6 separate regions of the Homo sapiens genome follow, and regions 1, 2, 3, 4 and 5 are each linked to region 6. The links are chromatin contacts, found by Hi-C or POLR2A ChIA-PET in ENCODE. All regions are on one chromosome and are shown on one strand. Each heading gives the region's core, a stretch centred on a gene start or an enhancer-like site at or near the end of the contact. The rest is flanking DNA. Distances are from core to core; before and after follow the strand shown.

Region 1 (4,045 bases), core at 947-3,446, 1.3 Mb before region 6:
TTTTCCCAAACTCTCCCTTCTCTTCAAGCCTGATCCTTAAGAGGTCTTTGGCTTGTCTACTTGCCTTAAGTGTTGAACTCTACTCTAAAGGTTCTTTCATGCTTTCTCTTTGGGGTCGCCATAACTGTACAGCTTTACATTCTCTGAGGTAACAACAGAGGACAGCAAATTAGGGGACAATATTAAAGAAGTTTACCTCATTGTTATACAATTTGTTTTTGATCAAGTGATTCAAATTAACAAACAAGAATACCAAATTTTAATTGCTAAGCACAAGAACATATTAACTTTTAAAGGACTTACATTAAAGGTAGTAGCAACCAGAGTGCATTCAAATTTAAATCACATATATAATCATCGATATGAGTTTCAGAAGCATGAATGGGAATTTATATATTTTACCATTTTTGGATTAACTTTAATAACGAGAGCAATGTGTGAGTCAGAATTAATTTTCAAAAATTTGAAGACAGACATTTATTAGAGGACAAAAAGAACTACTTTTTAGATGTTACCACTTACATAAACTTGAATTTCAAACTTCAACACCCCTCACTAATCAGCCATCTGAAGAAAGGATATTGAACATAAGCAAATCCTCTTGGACGGCGAGTGTAGAAATCAAGTGGAACATACACATCAACTATAGGACCATAACGACCAAATTCACGCCGCAAGTCTTCAGACCTAAAACATCATAAAAAGACCTCAAATTTTTATGTCCAAGTCCTTAAGATGTATAGGCAATATATCTTTTTGATGAAGGAAAGCTAGGATCCAAGAATTTGGAAGATAAAAATGCAGTTTACATTAACAGGACAACAGCAGACATATGTATGGTACAAGGGAATGACCACAACTTATTTTTATCTACAGCCGTCATTTTTCATAAAAGGTACAGCAGCATTAGGTTGTATATAAGCCTTGTTTTTTTTTTTTTTTTTACTTTTACAGCATCAAATCGACTCTAGCACTCTGAAAAATACCAAGCACTTATTTTTACTCCCCAATTTTAGCGACAGATTTACACACTTAACAGTAGATAAATATGGTCTGAAAAAGTCACAAATATCGAACTTCTTAAATAGTTAAGTGTCAAGATGACGTAAAGAGAAAATTTCTCTAGATGCTAACGTAACTATTAGAAATTATGGAAAGAATTATTTATGGAAAGAATTATTGCTTTCTTTCCTTCTTAAATTTAAGACAAAAGCAAATCACAAAGCTAGCAAAAAACCCCCACGAAACACCAAAAACCCAAACCACTTATTTTCTGTGTGTAGATTCATTATTTGTGAAATAAAAAGCCTCATCTTGTAGTAAGAACTCTTCCAAAATAATCTGAAGGCAACTCGAAACAAGGGAATGGTGAGAACAAAGCCTATTTAAGGTACGTCTGAATTAATCTAACTTAGCTGTCAACGTCCTAATGACTGACGCTTCCCAAACCTCCCTTTTCAAAGGGTGACCAGAATTTCCAGGAAATAAGAAAAACTACTCGCAACATTTAACTGGAAAAATCTAACTCCCCAAATCTCAACGCTCCCTTTCTCCAAACACCTCCAACTGATTAAAACCCCCAAATATTAACAACGGCAACAACAACAAAGATAAATGGTAGCAACATTCCTCTCCCTCGATCCCGTTATTTCATCTCACTATTTTTTGGCTGGGGAAAAAAAAAAATCTCTGGGCCAAGGGGGCGTGAACCTCGAAGAATGTGAACTTCAAATCAATGGGGGGCGGCCGTCGGGTCGCGGAAAGGCCGCGGCGGGGGGCTGCTCGCGCCGGCAGGAAGCAGGGAGAAAGGGGCTGCAAACTGCGGAGGGGGAGGGGGACCGAAAAACCCCGCCACGCGGCCCGGCGAAGGCAGAGGCGCCGCCCTCGCTCCCACGCGGCGGCTGAGGCCCGCTGCGCGGCCTAGTTCGGCGCCAAAGCGGGCGCGGGACCCGCCATCTTCACTCCGTCCCCTCCCCCGGCCCAGTGCCGCCACCACCAGGGTCCTCTCCAGGCGCCTGCGGCCTCCCCGCCTAGGCCCGGAGTACCTGCCTTGTACCTACCTGGTGTCGTCGGCCACGTTCCTGACGAACAGAGACGTGTTGGGGGGACGCAGGTAGCGGGACATGGCGGCGGCGTGTCTCGGCCGGGCGCACTAACGGGCTCAGCAAACCGTCCGCGGCTCAGGCGGCCGAGCCTCAGACACACACAGCTAGAGGGCTCTGCTACGGCAACCGACTCTTCTCGCGAGACTTCACTCCCGCCTCCACTTCCCCCTCCTACCTCCGCGCAAAGTCGGGCGCAACGGTTCTTTCCCGCGAGAACACCAGGCGTCCGCCTGCGCATGCGGAGGGCTGGCGCACGCGCCTCAGCGTCGGTGTCATTCGTTGGCTTCTTGCGGTGCCTCTTACCCTCCCCCAAGCCTGTTCTTTCTTTCTTTAGGTCTTCATTTCCCGCCGTTTTCTACCTTACACTCCACTTCATCTCCACCCCCAAATCAGGAAGCAGATGTTTTAGTCTCTAGGCCAAACTTTGCGGTTACTACTAAATGGACAGATTTTTAAACTATTTAGTTCAGAGAGGCTGCCTTAAATTTCCCGGTTGGTCCAAGTTAATGTCCTGCTTTTATTTTGCCTTAAATTTCCCGTTTGGTCCAGGTTATGCCCTGACCTGCGAAAGAAGGATTTACAGCTTGTATTGAGTGTGTAAAGGAAGGAGGTGTGTGCCCTTGCGCAGAGCTGGGCCTGTCTCTCCAGTGTTTTCAGCCTGCCTTTGCCCCTCACCCACACCCTAGCCATCTCCACTTAGTCACGCATTTGGCTCCCAACCTGGGTGGGACCAAACCTCACACTGTAGGTTCATGACTGTGGTCATTTGTAGTGTATTCTTTGTTGCTGACGGCTTCCTGGGTATGCATCGGACCTGTATTGCAGCAGTTCTCAAACTTTTTGGTCTCAGAACGCCTTTATATTCTTGTGTATTACGGAAGATTCCAAAGAGCTTTTTTTAAAAAAAGTGTGGGTTATACCTATTAATAAATAGTTAATGAGAACTTAAAATAGAGGAAACTTCGGCTGGGCTCGGTGGCTCACGCCTGTAATCCCTCCCTGTACTTTGGGAGGCCGAGGCGGGCAGATCACGAGGTCAAGAGTTTGAGACCAGCCTGACCAACACAGTGAAACCCCATCTCTACTAAAAATACAAAAATTAGCCAGGCGTAGTGGCGCGCGCCTGTAATCCCAGCTACTTGGGAGGCTGGGGCAGAAGAATCGCTTGAACTCGGGAGGCAGAGGTTGCAGTGAGCCGAGATTGCACCACTGCATTCCAGCCTGGGCGACAGGGTGAGACTCCGTCTCAAAAAAGAAAAAAAAAAAAAATAGAGAAAACTTTGACACACTCCACTACCCTTTATCACACATCATGTACCCTCTGGAAAACTCCACGTTTGTAAGAGAATGAGCATGAAAATAGCAAATAATCTTTAGTATGGTTTTGATTTTGGAGGCCCTTTTGAGAGCCATTTCCTGCTCGATAAGAGTCAACTTCTGGAGATGAGAGACTTCAGTTGGAATGCCTCCAGCGTGTGGCACAGTGCCAAGCAGGTAGCAGGGACTCAAGTACTGTTAAATTAAATGAACTTTTATTTAATAAAAAGTCATAAAGGCATTATTTTTGTGTCAATCAGCATCTAAGACAATTAAGTGATTCGATACAGGTGATGATAGTTTGTAGCACTCTGTAGCAGAGCTATTCTAAATTTTTGTTTCCCAAGATTTGCATGCTTAATTTATTAAAATGTTGGGCCAGGCAAGGTGGCCCCAAAATCCCAGCATTTTGGGAGGGTGATGTGAAAAACAAAACAAAACAAAAAAAAGTTTGATTCCCTGTTATGTGTCAGACATTGTGCTAGAAGCTTGAAATTCAGTAATGAAAAACATACAGCTTATATTTCTAGGGCGATGGCAATGAGAAAATAAAGTAAATGCAGGTTTGTTATATGAAAGAAACAGTAATGTGATAGGTTTTTTCTTGTTTTTGATTTTTACTT
Region 2 (3,909 bases), core at 590-3,089, 1.0 Mb before region 6:
GAAGTGTCCCATGTGCCATGATGGAAATCCATACGGGTTGCAAAATGGCATCAGGGAGGGAGGGTCCAGTTCTGTGGATGGCTGTCCCCAGCCTCGGCTGCCTACCCATCACCTTCTAGACCCAAAAGTGGGTGCCTGCTTCCACCTCATCCTGTGTCCTCTAGCTGGGACTGTATCACCACGAGGCTAGTGCTATTACTACTCCCAGCTTCTGGACTTCCTAACGGGTGACCAGCAGGAGACCAGGCTGTCTGCAAGCCACTTGTAAGGTATCCTATGGGCAGGACAGTCCCCAGATTCGAGCTAGGTCACATGAGAAAAACAGCAGTTAGAGCAACTTTCCTCTATGAAGCCTTCAAAGGATGCCAGGCACTAGTTTGGCTCTTTACATGTAAAACCTCAATCACCCTTGGGACAGACCACCCTATGGGGTAGGTGTCATTCATTCTGCTTCCATGGAAAGGGCGCTAGGCTCAGAGACAGATGCTAACTAACTTGCCTGAGGCTACACAGTCAGTTTGTGTGGGAGCCAGTATTTGAACTTAGATCTGGCTGTACTTACTCCTAAATCATCACACCATAGTTAGTGTTGTGTATATTAAATACTTATCAGGTGAAAGTACAAGAAGGTCTGGGTTTGACAGTGAAAGGGGAACAGAAGACCCCACCCTCCCTCCACACACAGGTACACGGTCCCTCATCAGCCACAGAGAACGCTGCTGTGGGCACTGGGGGCTGGAGCATCCCTGGCTGGCCTAGTGACCCAGTGGATGGACAGCCTGTCCCACGTGCCTACCCTGGAGGCAAAAGCTAGCCAGGCTTGCTTTAGCCCCTCTTCTCTCTTCTGTGTGCCTCACCTCTGCCATCCTTCTTGAGGAATTCCCTGAATTGCTCTGAGCCTCAGTTTTCCCATCGGAAAAGTAAAAATAATATCTACCTCCGAGGATGGCTGGGTCGTGAGGCTTCCAGAATAATGCGGTGCCTGGCACAAAGAAGTTGCTGAATAAATATAGGCTTTTATGATGATTGGATTATGCCCAGGGACCTTTACAGCTCTTTAAACTGTGAGTCCAAGACTAGGAAAATATCCTGGGGGCGATTTCTGGACCTTCTCTTCCCTGCTTCGGTTGGAGTCGTGGGCGGTGAGGTTTGGTGGTTGGGTCCTACGGCGAGGAATTTTGTACCTGACACCTTACTCATCAGTAGAGGTGGGAAAACAACAACAACAACAACAACAACAAAACAACAACAAAACAACAACCACCACCAAAAGAAAGCCGTCTTGTTAGAAAGCAGGGCACAGGCGACCAGAGCTCCGTCCCACCAGAGGCCTGGCAGGAACGGGAAGGGACATCAATCGGTCCCACTTTCCCTGCTGTCCACACTTTAGGGTCAAGTGTGGTTTTCACGCAGGGATCAGTGCTTTCTTTAGGAAACATTAAAAAGCACTTTATTAAAAAATATGCAGTATCAAACTGCCGCTGTCTTTTTTCTCCAGTTCTCCTGAAGCTGGAAGCATTAGGAAACTGGATTCGTTTCCTGCGGGAGAGGAATATCAAAGACCCGGTTCTGTTCAGTCCTGGGAAGAAGCAAACTGGGGGCGCGTAGGCAGGGCCGATTCGCACCCGGCTCGGGTGGCTGCGGACCCCGTGCCTGTCCCAGGAGCTCCGGGTCCGAGGGTAGGCGCGGCCCGGCCCGGGGAGCCCTCTTCCCCCTCCCTCCCGCGGCCCCGCGCCCTTACCTGGAGCGGCCTGCAGCAGGCACAGGAGCAGGGGGCCCCAGCGCTCGGGCCCCGCCATGGCCTTCCTGCCGCGGCGTCCCCGCCCGGGCCCAGGTCCCCGCCTCCCGCCTCCCGCCTCCCGTCTCCTAGCCCACCGCGGGCAGGTGACGCAGTCGGCAGCCAATGGCCCGCAGAGCCGCGGGCCCGTCCCTGCCGCCTAGGATTCACTGAGAAGGTCCCTGGGGACAGCCCCGCCGCGGGGGGAGGGGGGGGGGGGAGCGCGCCGGTCCCCGCGCTCGAAACTCGCCCGTACCTCTGCTTCATCTGCACTTAGTTTTGTTTTACTCAATTCCCGGAAAAAAAAATCAGTAAATCCGTGCACGGGGGAAGGGCAGGGGAGGGGAAGAAACCGGCTGATGATCAATAACCCACGGCCAGTCCAGTGCTCCAGGACGGGCCATTTTGGCAGGATTAGGGAGAGTTCAAGGCCGGTTTGGCTACGCGGCCTCAATGCCATTGGCGGGATCCGAGCGCGTTTCTGAGCCGGATGCTGAGCTCCGCGCCTTACACACGCGATTCCCTTTAATGCCCCCGGGGATCCCGGCGGATCCGTGCTGCCCTTCTCCACGTACTTCTCTCCCGGGGAGCGGCAGGCCCCAGAGCTTCAGGTGCTTGTTCTGGGGAAAGCTGTCTTTCTGACCCCGAAGGCTGTGGTGTTCACCTGGACAGCAGTAGCTTCCCAGTAAGGCACACGCCACGACGCGCAATATTATGCGGCCCTTTAGGAGGACGTTGCCGAATGGTGTGTATCGACACCGAGGTGTTTGCAACACACTGAGAAACAGAAAAGCGAGTGCTAAAACATAGGCCCATTAAAAAAGTGTGTGTGTAGCCGGGCGCGGTGGCTCACGCCTGTAATCCCAGCACTTTGGGAGGGTGAGGCGGGTGGATCGCCTGAGGTCAGGAGTTGGAGACAAGCCTGGCCAACATGGTGAAACCCCGTCTCTACTAAAAATACAGAAAATCAGCCGGGCGTGGTGGCATTCACCTGTAATCCCAGCTATCAGGGAGGCTGAGGCAGGAGAATCGCTTGAACCCAGGAGGCGGAGGTTGCAGTGAGCCGAGATCGCGCCACTGCACTCCAGCCTGGGCGACAGAGTGAAACTCAGTTTCAAAAAAAAAAAAAAAAGTGTGTGTGTGTGTGTGTGTGTGTGTGTGTGAGTCTGTCTGTATGCATAGAAAGATATTTGGAATAATAATTACCAAAATATTAATGGTTGTTGTCTTTGGGTGATGAGGATTTTCTTTTTCAACTTTCTTCTTTTCTGATCATATTTCGTTTCCAATTTTTTGATAATTATTTGAAACTGGGATCAGCTTTGGTCCCATCAGTTTTTGGAAGAGAAAATGATTTTCACAGAGCTTGGTGGGTCCAAAAGTTGCTCTGAGTTTAACCGCGGGGGAAATTTCTTTTGGAAATTTCAGGATGCTTCTGGGACTAGCATCAAGGCTTCTGCTTAATCAGGATTTTTTTTCTTTTTTTTTTTTTAGACAAAAGCTCTGTCGCCCAGGCTGGAATGCAATAGTGTGATCTTGGCTCACTGCAACCCCGCCTCCTGGGTTCAAGCTATTTTCTCACTTCAGCCTCCCAAGTAGTTGGGATTACAGGCACCTGCCATCATGCTCAGCTAATTTTTGTAGAGATGGGGTTTCACCATGTTGGGCAGGCTGGTCTTGAACTCCTGACCTCAGGTGACCTCAGCCTCCCAAAGTGCTGGGATTACAGGCATGAGCCACTGTGCCTGGCCTTAATTAGGATCTCTTAACAAAGCCCTGCTCACAGAGGACGCAATTCCACCTCAAAGGCGCAGGGTGGAGGAGGATGGAAGAGCAGCAGGCACGGTCAGTGTTGGTATCTTGGGATCTCTGAAATGTTGACTGTTGACTTTCTTTTCTCCTTCCTTCCTTCCTTTCTCTCTCTTTCTTTCTTTCTTTCTTTCTTTCTTTCTTTCTTTCTTTCTTTCTTTCCTTCCTTCCTTCCTTCCTTCCTTCCTTCCTTCCTTCTTTTTTCTCTCTCTTTCCTTCTTTCTTGCTTTCTTATTTTCTTGCTTTCTTTTTTTTTGACAAGAGTCTCACTCTGTCACCCAGGCTGGAGTGCAGTAGCGTGATCATGGTTCACTGCAACCTCT
Region 3 (3,970 bases), core at 844-3,343, 1.2 Mb after region 6:
AGCAAGAACACTGAATTTTAAACATCTATTCCCACTAAGGGAAGGAGGATTTTAAAAAGGAAAAAAAAAAAACTTGATTGGAGGCAAACCAAGTATATTAACACCGTGCAAGGAAACAGGGAAACTGGTTTAAATCCTCAAGCCTGACATTATAAGAGTAAGGGTAAGAAGTTTCATAATCTACTCCAGGGACTTTGTGGCTCCTTAATTGTACCAAAAGTCAAAGCTGACAGTAGAACCTCATGAAGCAGCAAACTACTAGTGGACTTCATTAAATTGTCTTGCTGCAAAATGAAGTAACTTGGACTGAAATTTACTCCCCAGGCTGCAAAGCAGGAAGGATGGAAAAGCTCAACACTATTCATTTCTACTCATCTCTAGGGCTTTCTTTCATCATGTTGCTGTGTTAAAATAACCCCTTTCATTAGAAAGAGTGGAAGACATAATCAATTAGAAAGTGCCAATAAAACATCTCTTCCTTGCCTCATTTCTTTAATAATATTGTAAAATGAAATGCGACAAAAAGGTTCTTTGACAATTGTGAATTTTTATTCCACTCAAAACATAATACTACATAAAGTTGTATTATGCTTTGCAAGAAATACTGGTTGTGGCCGGGCGCGGTGGCTCACGCCTGTAATTCCAGCACTTTGGAAGGTCTAGGCAGGCAGATAACGAGGTCAAGAGATCAAAACCATCCTGGCCAAAATGGTGAAACCCTGTCTCTACTAAAAATACAAAAATTAGCCAGGCTTGGTGGCACGCGCCTGTAGTCCCAGCTACTCAGGAGGATGAAGCAGGAGAAACGCTTGAACCCGGGAGGCGGAGGCTGCAGTGAGCCGAGATCGCGCCACTGCACTCCAGCCTGGGCGACATAGCCAGACTCCGTCTCTAAATAAATAAATAAATAAATAAATAAATAAAAATAATACTGGTTGTATAAGAATCTGTAAAGAATTTTTTCCTCCTCTTTCAATTTTGAGAAAATTGAACTACAAATTTGTTTTGTGAGCCTAGAATTCTTGCAACCCTTTTTTTCGTAAAGGTTCAGTAGAGCTAATGCCCTTAACTTTTCTACCAGGGTTAATTTCTGTTATTTTCATTTATGTACTGCCAAAGCGAGCACCTTTCTGTTATTTTAGAAGTCATGCTTTTTTTTTTTTTCTTTTTTCAGACAGAGTTTCGCTCCTGTTGCCCAGGCTGGAGTGCAGTGGCCTGATCTTGGCTCACCGCAACCTCCGCCTCCCGGGTTCAAGCGATTCTCTTGCCTCACCCTCCCGAGTAACTGGGATAACAGGCGCCCGCCACCACGCCCGGCTCATTTTCTGTATTTTTAGTACAGACGGGGTTTCACGATGTTGGTCAGGCTGGTCTCAAACTCCTGACCTCAGGTGATCCGTTCGCCTCGGCCTCCCAAAGTGCTGGGATTACAGGCGTGAGCCACCGCGCCTGGCCTAGAAGTCATTCTTATGGCAGAAATCTTTCTGGCCTTACCCCTTCTCTTGAGTTCGTTGGGATAGGTCTTGGGAATCCACAAATCCTAAAATATGCGTGCCTTAAGTCGGCACAAAATAGATTAATATTCTGCGCGTCTGTAAGATTGGCTGCGGCTAGAAACTCCTTCCCAGACGATTAAATCCACTAAATAAAATACGAAACGGTAACGAGATAATTTTTAAGAGTATGCACCAGTGCTCTAATGAAGCCCGGTTCTGCGGCATTCCAAGGTAAGGACGCTGCCTTACCCAGTCTCTCAGCAGTCCTAAGCTGCCTTCGACGGCCGAGAAGCGCCTCGATTCTTGCCCCTGGCTCATTTCCCTGGCGCGTTTTCCAGACGCCTCCGCTCCCAACGCTGGGCTCAACCCTGTCTTCCCCAGCTGGTCTCCCAGCACGTGGCCTGGAGCCCAGCCTCCCGCCCCGCTCGGTCACGTGAGCCTGGCTCTCACCCGCGCCGGCTTCCACACCCCGCGGGACTGAGAACCGCCCTCCCACTAGCTCGCAGGCGCAGGCGCAGGGCAGGGTCCCCTCAGTTTGGGTGACGGAAGGGGCGTGTCGCAGCGCCCAAAGATGACGTGTTCTGCCAGCGCCACGTCATGAGGAAGTGCCGGCCCACTGAAGCCGTGGGGACGCGCCCAGCGGAGCTAATCAGGTGCCACTGAACTGAAGGGGTGAACTAGAGGAGAAGAGGGTGACTGGGCGGGGAGCAGCTGCGGGAGAAGCAAAGGGACGACTGAGGGAATAATCAGGAGACCACTGAGGCGTGAAGTACTAGGCGTGCGATAACTGAAGGAGTTAGTAACTGGGAGCACAGAGTTGGAAACAGCTTAGGGGAAGATGGAGAAGGAAGAAACGGGGAATGATCAAGATGTGGGCACCATGATGTGGCAGGAAACCGACTTAGATGTTCAGAAGAAGTCAGTGCAGATACGGAGGAAATGGGAATGGGAAGAAGTCTGCAAAGCCAGGAGAACCGAGGAAAGGCTTTTGCCTCCAGAGGTCACATTGCGTTATAAAACTCTGGGTGGTAAAAGATTATAGGCTTAGACCAGTGTCTTTGGATTCTAATGCTGGCTGCTCTCCATAGTCCATCTGATTCCCCAGAAGTCAGTTATAGCTCTTCGCAAACCTTGGTGACTTCTTATTTTCTTTCTTGTTTATCCAAGATTACCTGGCTGGTGTTTGCTTGTTCTGGAGTGATCTTCTGACTGGAAAAGAACTATGTCATGGATCAAGGAAGGAGAGCTGTCACTTTGGGAGCGGTTCTGTGCCAACATCATAAAGGTGAGCAATGGCCCAGAGCACCGGTTGGCCTTCTGGTCAGTTGGATAATCTTATATAAAAACCTGTTATTAAAGTTGATGATGTTAAGTGCAATTCATGATGTTAAGTGGAATTTAGCAAGGAAACCAAAGAGTCTTAGAATGGTAACTTCCAGGTCTACATTTCTGGTAGACTTTTGTCCTAACTCTGATATTTTCTGGAAGCCCAGGCCTCTTAATGTCACTGGGCAGCCTAGACTGCTAAGTATTCTTTATAGAGAACTGAAATTTGTTTCCCTGGAACATTGATCCATTGTTCCATGTACTGTCTTCTTGATTTAAATAGGTTAATCTTTGATATATTCTTTGATCTGTCAGTAGAGCTGGGCCCGGTCACTCACGCCTGTAATCCCAGCAATTTGGGAGGCTGAGGTGGGCAGATTGTTTGAGCTCAGGAGTTGAGACCAGCCTGGGCAACATGGCAAAACCCCGATTCTCCAAAAAATTAAAAAAATAGCAGGGCTTGGTGGTGTGCACCTGTAGTCCCAGCTACTCGGAAGGCTGAAGTGGGAGAATTTCTTGAGCCCAGGTCAAAGCTGCAGTGAGTCATGATTGTGCCACCACACTCCAGCCTGGGTGACAGAACGGGACTGTCTCAAAAAAAAGAGTTCAGAACAAGACTCTGTCTCAAAAAAAAAAAAAAAAAAAGAGTTTGGGCTCTAGACGCAGACAAACATGGGTGAAATTCCTGTTCTTTTTTTTATTTTGAGATGGAGTCTCGCTCTGTCGCCCAGGCTGGAGTGCAATGGCGCAATCTTGGCTTACTGCAACCTTCATCTGCCAAGTTCAAGCAATTCTCTTGCCTTAGCCTCCCAAGTAGCTGGGGTTACAGGCATATGCTACCACACATGGCTAATTTTTATATTTTTAGTAGAGATGGGATTCTCATATTGGCCAGGCTGGTCTCGAACTCCTGACCTCAGGTGATCCACCTATCTCAGCCTCCCAAAGTGCTGGGATTATAGGACTGAGCCACTGCACCTGGCCTGAAAGTCCAGTTCTATCATTTAGTAATCATGTGACTTTAACAACTGTAGAATTATCATGAGAATTTATGAGACATTAATATAAAGCAGTTAGCATAATGTCTAGCAGTTCTTAATTATTATTAGGATTGTCTTTCAGACATTTGAAGACTATTATCTCCTATC
Region 4 (4,067 bases), core at 1,228-3,727, 1.3 Mb before region 6:
CGGCAGCCCAGTCAACAGTCAGTGTCTGCTCTGAGCAAAAAACCTTTTAGGTGCTGGAGAGCACAGATGCTGCAGGCAACCTGCAGCCTGGCCTCTTGAATCCTAGTACCTGGCTTTCAACTCGAAACCGTCTGAGCCTTCATCTGTACAGTGCGGATGAAAACAGCTCCTACCTCACAACATTATTGTGAGGATTAAATGAAATGATGTAAGAAAAAAAAATTTAGCACAGGGTAGGGGGCAGAGTAAGGATACTCTGTGTGGGTTTATACATTTCCAATGTTATGTGTGCGTTTATGCAGATAAAATTCAGAGTGGCTGAAGAGATGAATTTTTTTTTTTTTTTTTTGAGACAGTGTCTTACTCTCACCCAGGAGTGCAGTGTTGTGATCGCAGCTCACTGCAGCCTCTACTTCCTGGGCTCGGGTGATTCTCCCACCTTAGTCTCTCAGGTAGCTGGGACTACAGGCGTGTGCCACCATGCCCAGCTAATTGTTATTTGTAGAGATGGGGTTTTGCCATGTTGCCCAGGCTGGTCTCAAACTCCCGCGCTCAAGTGATCCTCCTGCCTCGGCCTCCCAAATTGCTGAGATTACAGGTGTGAGCCATGCCCTGCCATGAAAAGACTAACTCTAGACTGCAATGGCTTTGAATAATTTTCTAAACGTTTAGAGTTTAGATTTTATTCCGTATCACAATTTGGAGCCACGGAAGTGTTTTTTTGTTTGTTTTTTGTTTTTTAAAGTGACACCATTAAAAATTCATTAAATACAGCTGGCTATTATCTGGCTAGACGTCTAAGCAAACTTCTTGAATGTTTGGAAAACAGATTACACTTTCACTAAGACACCTGTTGGTTTACCACATACTTCTTATTTGAATATGATTAGCATCAGAAAGTCCCTATGCTCAAAAATACCTCTTTTATCAAATTAGATTAACAAACTGCATCCCGTAAGATGCAGTAACTTTTCTTAAGATCCAATGGCTAGAATATAGGAATTTGGGTTGGATTGGGAAGTGGGGGATAACGGTGGCAAAAAATTGAAGATTAAAAAACGAAATACAGGCCGGGTGTGGTGGCTCACGCCTGTAATCCCAGCACTTTGAGTGGCTGAGACGGGCGGATCACGTGAGGTTAGGAGTTTGAGACCAGCCTGGCCAACATGATGAAATCCTGTCTCTACTAAAAATACAAAAATTAGGAGGGTGTGGTGGCAGGCGCCTGTAATCCCAACTACTCAGGAGGCTGAGGCAGGAGAATCGCTTGAGCCCAGGAGGCGGAGGTTGCAGTGAGCCGAGATTGTGCCACTGCACTCCAGCCTGGGCGACAGAAGGAGACTCCGTCTCAAAAATAACGAATTACATGAGATTTATAAAAAGTTGGTAAATATAAATTCTGTAACGTAAACTTGGGTATATATGTGTATACACGAACAAACTGTGAATGAGACTGATTTTGTACCGTTTGGCCCAGAATTATTCACGCTCATTGAAATTAGTGCTCTTTTAAAAGATTCACATTGGGTTACTTATACATTTACTCCAAAGAAATTGCCATTTTCCCCTTACCTGCATCTGGCTGGCATAATCAACTGAACAATATTCTCTTTCTTCCCCTTTTTCACTTACAAGTGGGGCAGAAAGGGGAGGAGAGCAGTCCTCATTCTTTCAGCAAACTTACTGTGCACTTACAACGCGCGAAGGCGCTGTGCTCAGAGAAACAAAACCTAACCGGTTGTGGCCCTCGAGGGTGTGTGGGTGGGGAGAGCTGCAGCCACAGGAAACGGTAACACGGCGCGTAAAGGGCTCTAATTGAACTTAAGGACCAATGGGGCCACCAAGCAGGAAGTGACTGACTTGCCCGCGTGTGTCTGAACCGCCTTCACAGGGAGGCAACTTTTGAGTAATTGCGGGGCTGGAGGGTGGGGGCACTGGAGGGAACCGCGGGGAGGCGCCGGCTTCGGACGCGGAGTTGTGGGTGTGGGAGAGAGGCGACCCAGAAGCCGAGGCCCGAGGCGGGAGGGGGCTGCGCCCTGGCAAGAGGCTTTCCGGAGTATCTTCCATCTGTCAATACAGGCTACAGGACTCAGTGGCCCTAATTCGAGAACCAAACGTCCCCCGCCGGTCAGTCTTTTCCCCCAGGGCAGTCCCAAGGGCGGCGAGCCCGCGCGCACGAGAGCCGAGCGGTAGGAAGAGCCGAGAGCTAGCGGCCGGGGCCTCGGCGGGCCAGGGGCGCGGAGAGGCCGCCGGAGAAAGGACTAAGACACCGGTGGACCGAGCAGTTACTCCCGGCATGCTCCTCCTCCCCGGGCAGATTTCAAACCCTCTGCAGCCCCACCTCCGCGCCTTCGCCCCCGGCCAGCCCCAGCAACAGGCGGCGGCCCGCTTCTCATTGGCCAGGCCCGCGCTGTCGTGTTTTGATTGGCCGCGGAGCCTCCCGGCCCTGCTTCTGCAGTCGCTGCCGACTCCATTTTGTCGGTAGAGGCAGAAGGAGAAGGTCGGGTTGTAGAAGCTGGGGTGGCCGGCAGCTCGCTCATCGGTGTTCGTGGGCTTTGTCGGTCCGTGCCTCGTCTCTCCCTGGAAAGGGAGGGAGGCTTCGACGTCGAGAGGGAGCCGCTGCCGCGTTAGTTCCGAGCTTGAAGTCAGTAAGTAGCGGCTGCGCTAAGGGCGCGGCCATGTTGGTGGCCGCGCTCCCCATTGTTGGAGGAAGGAGGCGAGCGGAGGCGAGATCCGGGTAACCCGGGCGGGCGCGGGCGGTCACGGGCGGTCGCAGCGCCGCGACCCCTGCGGCTCCGGAGAGATGGGGCCACTGGGAAGCCAAGCCCTTGTGGCGTCGGAGGAGGCGTTTTCCGGGTTCGAGTTGGGAATTACTCACAGTCCGGAAATGGCAATTTATTTAGGGTTGTTTATCTGTTTGGAAAGCTCTCTTACCCCTTTGAAAGGAGGGGGCTTAACTATTTGGTAACTTATTTTCTTGGAACATCAAATTAAAACCAAACCTTGAAAGTTAAGCTGTTCCCTCTAGGGAGACATTTTTATATATTTAAGATGGGCTTAGACTGTTAGGGCTTGTGAGAACTTATTTTAAGACGGGGAGGAGGCGAGAGCGTTCATAACCAAAGGAAACACTGCGTGATGTCTACATGTTCCAAGAGACTGAAAATGGATGTGACATGTGTGGAAAGATTGGAAAATTCTGGTGGGAGTTTAAAAACACGGTCTCTTTAGAAAATCCGCCTGAAGCCAATTTTTTGATATGACTCAACATTTAACACTTCCTTGATTTTATACGCGAGAGAATCTGAAGGTCTTTCCCAGGAAAAAGATAAAGATAAAACTTATTGCGGGACTTGGAGACACTTACAAAAATTCCCCAGGAGTGACTGGATCTCAAGGGTGAAGAGTTTTTTTAAATGGTCGTGGTTATAAGGTCAAAGAAAGCCATCTTACGAGAAATTTTCTACCTTTTAGTTCAGGAAGTAGCCTTCTTTACAGTCAACGATTTTCGTAGTAAATCTAAATGATCACTTTCTCAACGTGTTTTTGAAATAATGAAGTAATCTTTACTTTTCTAGCTAGGACTTCTCTCAAACTTGTGTGCTGAGGAGACTCAGATGTTGGCCTCAGCTCCTAGGCTGAACTCAGCAGATCGGCCCATGAAAACTTCTGTATTGAGACAAAGGAAGGGATCTGTCAGAAAGCAACACTTGTTATCTTGGGCTTGGCAGCAAGGAAGAGGACAGGTAGTGGAGATCCTGCAATCTGAAAAGCAGACTGAAAGGTAATCATCATAATGGGCAAACATTTTATGATGGAACCATCCTAAACCAATTGTTTTTATTTTAAAATAGATTATGTAGATTTGTGGGTAAGCTCATTTTTCTTAGGGAAGGTATAACAATAAAGGTTGTGCATATATTGAAGTCTGAACGGCTTGCTTTTTTGAGTTTAAAGCAGCTGAATAGCCTGTTATTGAGTCTTGTCCAAAATATCTGGAGTTATAAGTTGGAGCCATAGAAGCTTCTTAAAGATTTTGAACTTTTCTTAATGGAATTTTACTCAAT
Region 5 (3,540 bases), core at 558-3,057, 1.0 Mb before region 6:
ACCTCAGAAAAAAACTGTTTCTCAGTTTCTTCATCTGAAAAATTGGATTAGTAATAGTTCCTATTTCATAGGGCTGTTGTGAACATTGAGATCATCCAATAAAATTATTTAGCACAGTGCCTGGGACACAGTCAACCATCAATAAAAGTGGCAGCAGCAGCAGTAATAGTTGTTGGATGGTGTTACTCCAGCTTGAACATTCCAGATACATCCGTCTTACATTCTGTTTCTGACATTGGACAAATAGTGTAATGTTGGGGCTGTCCAGCAGGAGGCACTGCTGACATGTACTTCTCTATTGCCCACAGAGGTCCAGGAAGTGGGAGGCAGTTTTCCCTGGAGCAGTGTTCTCTGATGATTGCCCTGGCAGAGGCCTAGACTTTTCTTCCTGGTACAATAAACCAAGCTCTTGGCTCCTCCCAGACAGCAGTGTCTCAGCTTTCTTCCTGGGACTGGTCCTCTCTTCTCAGATCCAGTTCCTGGCCTCCTCCTGCTTATAGCCTCCAGCCAAGCTGCTGAATCTGGCAACCCAGGCCCTGGCCAACCTTTCCTTCTTGTCCAGGCCCCTAGCGGCCGCCAACTTCCCCAAAGCCAGCAGGCACGTGCAGGACATGCCAGCTTGGAATAGGTTTCCTGCGCCCTCTCTCTTCCCCCTCAACTCTGTAAAATCCCTTTTTTTGATTCCTCCTCTTCAGAGATGGAGCCGGGCAGGACTAACCCTGCTGTGCAGATGGAATAAAAGGCAGGGACCTGTTCCACGATGCTCCCAAGCTCAGATCACAGCGAGCTAAAGGGAACCTGGGAGGTGGGTCTCCTAAGCCTCAGGCACAGGTGAGTCACTCGCCACTCAGACCACACTCATCTTTCAGACTCAGGTGTTCACTGGGGGCTCAGTGGGCATCTTCTGTCTTTCGGCCCTGTGCTGGGCACAGGGCTTGACTAAGATGGAGGGAGACCGTGCTGAGCCTCGGGAGGCTGAGACACGGGCTGGGCCTCGAGACGGGGAGATGGGGGCTGAGCCTCAGGAGGCTGAGATGGGGCTCGGCTGGGGGATGGCTGCTGTGGATCATAACAGATAGACAGTTCTACCTACCCTGTGATAGGGGATGGGCAGCCAGGGTGCTGTCAGAGGACAGATTTCTGGATGCTTGTGGAGACCCATGAAACCACAGGCTCCCTAAAGCACGTGTCTTTTTAAAAGGGTCCATCTTGGATCCATCTTTCCCCACACTCACCGTTGAACATGATTCTCCAGCCCTCTATAGCCTCAATATCCCTCTCTTGGCCAAATAGAATCTCTTTCCTGATTCCCCCATCCCCCGCCAGGGCATACATCCCCACCTCCCACACACCCCTGCTGCCCACACATCCCTGCTGCCCACACACCCCTGCTGCCCACACACCCCTGCTGCCCACACACCCCTGCTGCTTAGCATCAGGTGAACTTCTGGGAAGGCCCTGGAAAGGGCCCAGCAGGTGGGGGAGCAGCCTCTGAACCACCTCCCTTTCTTCCCCGTGCCCTCCTGCCTCAGCCACCATCTCCTTCCATGTACCCCTCCCTTCATTCTTCCTCTTGGCGTGGCATCCACAGCCTACAGAATATCTGTCCCTAGCCCTTATCACTGTCCACTCCCAGCCTGGGTTTTGCATAAGGAAGATGCCAGGACTTATTGCTTGATAAACTCCAGCGTGCCTTTGCCTCCCTCCCTCCCTCCTTCCCTCCCTCCTGCCTACGAAATCTGCAATCTTTGGCATGTGTTTGTTACACGGAATGCCACCAGTGGGTCATCAGCTGTCACTGTGAACAAACAAGAAAAAGAAAATGCAAAGCAGGCCGCTGCTTGGTGTGCCGGTGCCCCAAACCACAATGGCACACCTGGTGGTTTTCGGTGGAAGGCGGCCTGGGTTCAGCCCACGTGTTGGCCTGGGGACATCGCATGAGTCAGCTGAGGTGGATAGTCGTTCTTATTTATGGTGATTAAAAATACCTCTGTTTTTCCTTTACATAAAAACAATACACATTAGCTGTAGAATAATTAGAACTAGAAACTTTGGCTGCAACAAACAAAAACCAAAGACGTACCTGTAACGCGCCCCCCCGCCGCCCCGACCCCCACCCACTCACGCACCTAGAAATGATCACTGTGAGCTGCTTGGGAGGTGCTCGCAGACCACATGCCTTTTTTTTTTTTTTTCACTTATACAAAATGAGCTCATACTGTACATATTGTTTTATAACCTGCCTTTTTTGTTGAACAATATATTGTGAGTAAAAACTGCTAACATTTCATTAGACTTACTGTGGGCCTGCCCTGTGCCAAGCACTTTGTTTGTACATCAAGGATGTCATTTAGTCAACCCTAAGAGGTCAACTATTTACTGCCCCCATTTTACAGAGAGGACATCGAAGGGTCAAGTACTCTGTCGAGACCAAGAGGCAGTAAGAGGTGGGAATCCCTGGCCTGGGAGGCGGAAGGCTCCAGCTTCTCAGTGACTGACAAGTCGCTCTCTGGTTCGGGGCCTCGGGCTTCTCATCTGTAAAGTAAGGGGTGCTGGGGCTGGGCCAGAACAGCCTTCTGCACTGGGGAGGGGGCAGCAGACCCCACTCCCACTTACAGAGGCCACCCCCTCTGAGGCCTGCCTTCCTCCTCATTCTGAGTCTGACTCCCACTAAGCCTCGTGCCGAGCACTGTTCTGAGTACTAATGAGGTATGTATTCTTTCTTTCTTTTTAATTTTTTTAGAGAGTGGGTCTTGCTTTGTTGCCCAGGCTAGAGTACAGTGGTGCAGTCACAGCTCACTGCAGGCTCAGCCTCCTGGGCTCAAGTAATCCTTCCACCTCGGCCTCCTGAGTAGCTCAAAATACATGCATGCTCCACCATGCTCAGCTGATTTTCTTTGAGATGGAACCTTCCTCTGTCACCCAGGCTGGAGGGTGGTGGCATGATCTCTGCTCACTGAAACCTCCACCTCCCAGTTCAAGGGATTCTCCTGCCTCCCGAGTAGCTGGGATTACAGGCCGGCACCACCACACCTGGCTACTTTTTGTATTTTTAGTAGAGGTGGGGTTTCACCATGTTGGCCAGGCTAGTCTTGAACTCCTGACCTCAAATGATCTGCCTGCCTTGGCCTCCCAAAGTGCTGCGATTACAGATGTGAGCCACTGCACCCAGCCCCAGCTAACTTTTTTTTATTTTTGTAGAAACAGGGTCTTGCTATGTTGCCCAGGTTGGTCTTGAACTCCTGGCCTCAAGCAAGTCTCTCACCTTGGCCTCCCAAAACTCTGGGATTACAGGCATGAGCCACTGCACCTGGCCGGTAGGTGTTATTTCTATCCCCTTTGTACACAAGAGGAAACTGAGGCACAGAGAGCTAACGTAACTTGCCCAGCGTCACTCCATTAATAGGGGCAGAGTGAGGACCCAAACTTAAACTTTTCTGACCCCAGAGCTTGTGTTCTTAACCATTACCAGTTGCTTTGCAGCGTTGCTCTCCCCACAGGAAGAAAAACATTTTGATATATGTGTTCCTATGACTTAGG
Region 6 (3,941 bases), core at 1,014-3,513:
GCATTGACAAATGAAAAATGAAAGGAATTTTCCATTTGAAGTATCATTGAAGAGTCTTTTTTTTTTTTTGGAGCTGGGGTAGCAGGGAGAAGAGTCTATTTTTAAATAAACTTAATTGCATAAAGCAAAATGAGTGTATCGTCTTAAGGAAAACTTGAGTTAGACATTCCTTAGGTCATAAGCTGGTGGCAGTTTGTCCAGGAAGCCCCGCCTCCTAATTTCCAGACATGTGTTCCTTACACAATCACTCTAAATATTTAAGCATGTCTTTTTAATTGTTTATTAGATTAACTTTCCCTCGGCAAAGAGAGATACTCCTCCCAACTACCATCCCTAGTATATTCTTGGCCCTGGAAAAGCCCTGCAATTAAAGACGCCAAGAACATACCTACGGTCAACAAAGTTGAGTCTGTTGCACAGAAGAGAGCAAACCACGGGGAACCGTGGGCATTTGAGTGACAGGGTGTTAGGAAGGGCTTGTTCCAGGATTTGGGTTTGTATCAGGTGACTGAGGGGAGGGTTAAGGATGTGGATTGGGTACTGTCAGAAAGCAGGGGCTTTCTACAATTAGGTATCTTAGATTTTTTTTTTTTTTTTTTTTGAGATGGAGTCTCGCTCTGTCGCCCAGGCTGGAGTGCAGTGGTGTGATCTCGACTCACTGTAAGCTCCGACTCTCGGGCTCATGCCATTCTCCTGCCTCAGCCTCCCGTGTAGCCCGCCAGCACGCCCGGCTAATTTTTTCTATTTTTAGTAGAGACGGGGTTTCACCGTGTTAGCCAGGATGGTCTTGATCTCCTGACCTTGTGATCCGCCCTCCTCGGCCTCCCAAAGTGCTGGGATTACAGGCGTGAGCCACCGCACCCGGCCCAGTATCTTACATTTTTATATAGGAGGCAGAAGTAACGGAGTGAGACTAATGCTGTATTTGTTAATAACAGTCACTGGTGTTAGTCAGAAGAAAGAAATATGTGGTCATTCTTGTAATTTGAAAAGTCTTCTTTGTTTTGTCTCACTACAACAGTCAGAGTGATTTTGGGATTTTGTGAAACCATGGCCTAGCTGTCAGGTCACTCCATGGTGAAACAGGGGCTGCTTTTCTCTTTCTCTGCTCCAACTGCAGCAAGCTATTTGCTGGACTCTTATCCCTAATACAAATTCTCTTTCTTTGAATTTGTTCCCTTTGCTTGGATATCTCTTTCTCTAACTCCTTTAGTTGTCTGGCTTTCAAACAGTAGTTTAGGTGTCACCTACTACATGAGGCACCCCCTGGAGACCCACAAACTGCATTCCTCTCTCCTCCTCTGCACCTCCAGGGCACTTAAACATCAGATTCCCTATCAACTGGCTGAACTACCACACTGTAGACTTTCAAAAGTTTGCCATTTTTTTTATTTTCTTTTTATTCTTTTCCCCCAGAAGTCCCAAAAACAGATGATTATTTTCTTTTCACTCAAACAGATTCTGACAGAAGATTATTATTTTTTAAAGTGAACCAGGTCTCTTACTGACACTAGACAAGTTTCTTCCTGTCTCTAGCTCTACATATTTCCCTAGGTAAAATGAAGAATTTGTTGGAATCACGGAGCAGGGAGGTTGTTAGTAATGGAGACTCCCAAACCTAACCCAGATACATTAAATTGGATGTGGGTGGGAGAGGGGCTGGAGTGAACAGTTATATTTTCAAATGTTCTCAGAATGATCCCAATGTGCTGCCAGGGTTGAGTACCACCGAACAGAGCTTTCCTCTCAGATGATCCTGCTCTGTTGGTCTGTCAGACGCAGTGGTGTGGCTTCCTCGTCCCCTCTACAAAAGCGCACAGGCTTGGCCAGATGACGGATCTAAGCCGGCCTCCAAGACTACTCACCCGCATCAGGTGCAGCTCCCGGAATTTGCGCAGTCTCTGTTCGCGCTTCTGAGCGGCCAGCTCCGCCGCCGCAGCGAGGGACCCCTCCTCCGCGCTGTCCACCAGCACCTGCGACAAGGAGAACTGGCTTCAGGCAGAGCCGGCTCAGCTTCTCCCAGGACTGCCCAGGCCGAGTCCCCGCCGGTCCCCACAGGCTGGGCCTAGGGCCTCCACCGCCGACTTGACCCCACAGTGTCTGAGCCTCCCTGAAGCGAAACTAGACTTCGCCTCCACCTCTCTCCAGGCCGCTCCCCGGAACCCTCACCAACAAAACCCCCGGTGTACGGTGGGTGGAACTCACCTCGGATGCAGCTATAGCCGCCATCACAACCTTTCTCTCTTCCCACTTCCGGCAACAAGATAGAGCACTTCCGTCAACCTTCAGACAAACGGGCCGATACGTACGAATGGGCTACCATAAGCCCCGCCCCTTCCGGGAGGTCTCCGGAAGTTGGGACCCTTTTAGCTATGAAATATTTTGGATTGCGTAGGGTCTTGCGCAGCCGCGAAAAGTAGCGTGGGCCAGGACAGCGGGAGGTAAGTCGCCAAGAAAAGGGTTGGGAAGAGCTCAGAATCGGACGGCTAGGAAGAAATGACCAAAAGGAGCCTGATAGCCCCCTATTCTGCACGCTGTTCCTGGAAACCGCCTTTGCAAAGACAGTGAGAGAAATCTAACATGGCTCACTCCATCTTGCTTCTAGCCTCGCAGGCCGGCTGTCTTCGCTCATTCCTGGGCATAAACCAAGCTAACCATGGGAGAATTTATAGTTTAACTTTTAAGCAAGGATGATCATAGTCCCTTCCTTAAACAGGGCCCCTCCTTGTTTGGGGGCTGAAACTGCCTTTATAAAACTAATGAAAGACCGGGAGGTTAGGATTATGAGGGGAGAATTCTGCTAAAATGTAGTAAACGATAACCAGCCATTGTTTCGGAGGACATCGGATGTGTAACTTCCCCAATTATTCCTGTAGATAACGTTATCGTAGCACCTAAGATTGGTCTTTTGAGGCATTTTTCAGACTTTCGCATTCTGGCAACTAACTGACCCCACCCAGACTCGTGACCCATGACCCAACCGCTTCTTCTGTCCCACTCCTCCCCCAAGAGGCGGACTCAGCTGTTGAGGAGTGTAGTCCACACCCCTGTGATTGCATCTCCAACCAATCAGCAGCATCCATTCCCTAGTGCCCTGCCCACACCAAACTATGAAATACCCTAACCTCTGAGCTGACCCTTCAGGAAAACTTACTTGAGTGGTAACCCTTCTTCCCTGAGGCCAGCCTCAGGTTAATACAACTGTATACTGCAGTAGCACTTTTCAGTGAATTGGTTTTGTCTGCAGTAAGCAGGAAAAACCTGCAGTGCCATTCATTCCCATGAGTGGAAAGTTCTTTCCATTTAGAGCTTAAGGTGTTGTCACTTTCTCCAAGAAGCAGGTCTTGCCCTTGGCCTGGTGTGGTGGTTCATGGCTGCAATCCCAGCACATTGCGGGGCGGAGGCGGGAGGATTGCTTGAGCCCAGGAGTTCAAGACCAGCCTGGACAACAAAGTAAGAATCAGTCTCTAAATTAAAAAATAAAAGTAATTTTTTTTTGTTTTTTTGTTTTGAGACAGAGTCTTGCACTATCACCCAGGCTGGAGTGCAGTGGCACCGATCTCGGCTTACTGCAACGTCCGGCTCCCGGGTTCAGACGATTCTCCTGCCTCAGCTTCCCGAGTAGCTGGGATTACGGGTGCCTGCCACCATGCCCAGCTAATTTTTGTATTTTTAGTAGAGATAGGGTTTCACCATGTTGGCCAGGCTGGTCTCGAACTCCTGACCTCATGATCTGCCCACCTCAGCCTCCCAAAGTGCCGGGATTACAGGCATGAGCCACTGTGCCTGGCCATAAAAATAAATTTTTAAAAATAGAAGCAGGTCTTCCCTGACTACCCTGTCTCACTTTTAGTACTGTCATTTGACACTATTTTAATTCTCTCCAATTGCATAAGTTTTATTTTTGTCTGTTGATTTTCTATTTTTCTCATCAGCGTTAT

What was found. A loop is a pair of places that touch in the nucleus more often than their neighbours do. ChIA-PET counts read pairs that join two places held with the same protein, here RNA polymerase II (POLR2A). Pooled maps may share reads with other maps.
Region 1: a pooled map shows a loop between it and region 6 (15-fold over the local background). The contact joins the promoter of SRSF10 here to the promoter of SYF2 in region 6. A Hi-C loop is called at or near these places in 1 of 168 maps with a recorded cell type or tissue (CD4-positive, alpha-beta memory T cell), 2 of 37 single-sample maps with no recorded cell type and 9 of 50 pooled maps. POLR2A ChIA-PET finds 5 or more read pairs at or near these places in 2 of 52 experiments (CD4-positive, alpha-beta T cell and naive thymus-derived CD8-positive, alpha-beta T cell).
Region 2: a pooled map shows a loop between it and region 6 (3-fold over the local background). The contact joins the promoter of IFNLR1 here to the promoter of SYF2 in region 6. A Hi-C loop is called at or near these places in 4 of 37 single-sample maps with no recorded cell type and 5 of 50 pooled maps. POLR2A ChIA-PET finds 5 or more read pairs at or near these places in 1 of 52 experiments (CD8-positive, alpha-beta T cell).
Region 3: a pooled map of heart left ventricle shows a loop between it and region 6 (6-fold over the local background). The contact joins the promoter of DHDDS here to the promoter of SYF2 in region 6. A Hi-C loop is called at or near these places in 1 of 37 single-sample maps with no recorded cell type and 9 of 50 pooled maps. POLR2A ChIA-PET finds 5 or more read pairs at or near these places in 1 of 52 experiments (naive thymus-derived CD4-positive, alpha-beta T cell).
Region 4: a map of naive thymus-derived CD4-positive, alpha-beta T cell shows a loop between it and region 6 (5-fold over the local background). The contact joins the promoter of PNRC2 here to the promoter of SYF2 in region 6. A Hi-C loop is called at or near these places in 1 of 168 maps with a recorded cell type or tissue (naive thymus-derived CD4-positive, alpha-beta T cell), 1 of 37 single-sample maps with no recorded cell type and 10 of 50 pooled maps. POLR2A ChIA-PET finds 5 or more read pairs at or near these places in 5 of 52 experiments (CD4-positive, alpha-beta T cell, activated CD4-positive, alpha-beta memory T cell, activated naive CD4-positive, alpha-beta T cell and 2 more).
Region 5: a pooled map shows a loop between it and region 6 (4-fold over the local background). The contact joins the enhancer-like site here to the promoter of SYF2 in region 6. A Hi-C loop is called at or near these places in 4 of 37 single-sample maps with no recorded cell type and 5 of 50 pooled maps.

The regions. Positions count from the first base shown.
Region 1 is chr1:23,978,131-23,982,175 of GRCh38, forward strand. It overlaps SRSF10 (serine and arginine rich splicing factor 10), which reads right to left and starts at 2,197. Exons shown (of 6, transcript NM_054016.4): 1 at 2,061-2,197; 2 at 583-687. The coding sequence starts at 2,125. RefSeq lists enhancers at 1,424-2,414, 1,652-1,701, 2,132-2,461, 2,415-3,405, 2,472-2,521.
Region 2 is chr1:24,185,450-24,189,358 of GRCh38, forward strand. IFNLR1 (interferon lambda receptor 1) reads right to left here and starts at 1,840. Exons shown (of 7, transcript NM_170743.4): 1 at 1,742-1,840. The coding sequence starts at 1,799. RefSeq lists a silencer at 1,613-2,102.
Region 3 is chr1:26,430,228-26,434,197 of GRCh38, forward strand. It overlaps DHDDS (dehydrodolichyl diphosphate synthase subunit), which reads left to right and starts at 2,094. Exons shown (of 9, transcript NM_205861.3): 1 at 2,094-2,149; 2 at 2,664-2,781. The coding sequence starts at 2,719. LOC124903883 (a long non-coding RNA gene) reads right to left here and starts at 2,010. Exons shown (of 2, transcript XR_007065557.1): 1 at 1,746-2,010; 2 at 528-891. RefSeq lists enhancers at 1,313-1,849, 1,634-1,693, 1,764-1,823, 1,850-2,386, 1,924-2,413 and 1 more.
Region 4 is chr1:23,957,351-23,961,417 of GRCh38, forward strand. PNRC2 (proline rich nuclear receptor coactivator 2) reads left to right here and starts at 2,478. Exons shown (of 3, transcript NM_017761.4): 1 at 2,478-2,648; 2 at 3,579-3,784. It overlaps LOC124903877 (a long non-coding RNA gene), which reads right to left and starts at 764. Exons shown (of 4, transcript XR_007065541.1): 1 at 752-764. RefSeq lists enhancers at 708-1,336, 1,515-1,574, 2,475-2,744 and silencers at 1,655-1,754, 2,165-2,274.
Region 5 is chr1:24,201,769-24,205,308 of GRCh38, forward strand. LINC02800 (long intergenic non-protein coding RNA 2800) reads left to right here. Exons shown (of 3, transcript NR_027087.2): 2 at 696-831. Among named protein-coding and RNA genes, the nearest start is that of LINC02800, 3.3 kb to the left of the region's middle. Within about 2 kb of position 1,808, at least 5 of the 41 ENCODE cell types and tissues checked have a DNase peak (open chromatin) inside an H3K27ac peak, as active enhancers do.
Region 6 is chr1:25,230,239-25,234,179 of GRCh38, forward strand. It overlaps SYF2 (SYF2 pre-mRNA splicing factor), which reads right to left and starts at 2,264. Exons shown (of 7, transcript NM_015484.5): 1 at 2,206-2,264; 2 at 1,866-1,973. The coding sequence starts at 2,229. It overlaps LOC124903881 (a long non-coding RNA gene), which reads left to right and starts at 2,351. Exons shown (of 2, transcript XR_007065555.1): 1 at 2,351-2,441. RefSeq lists enhancers at 2,082-2,231, 2,374-3,287, 2,472-2,721.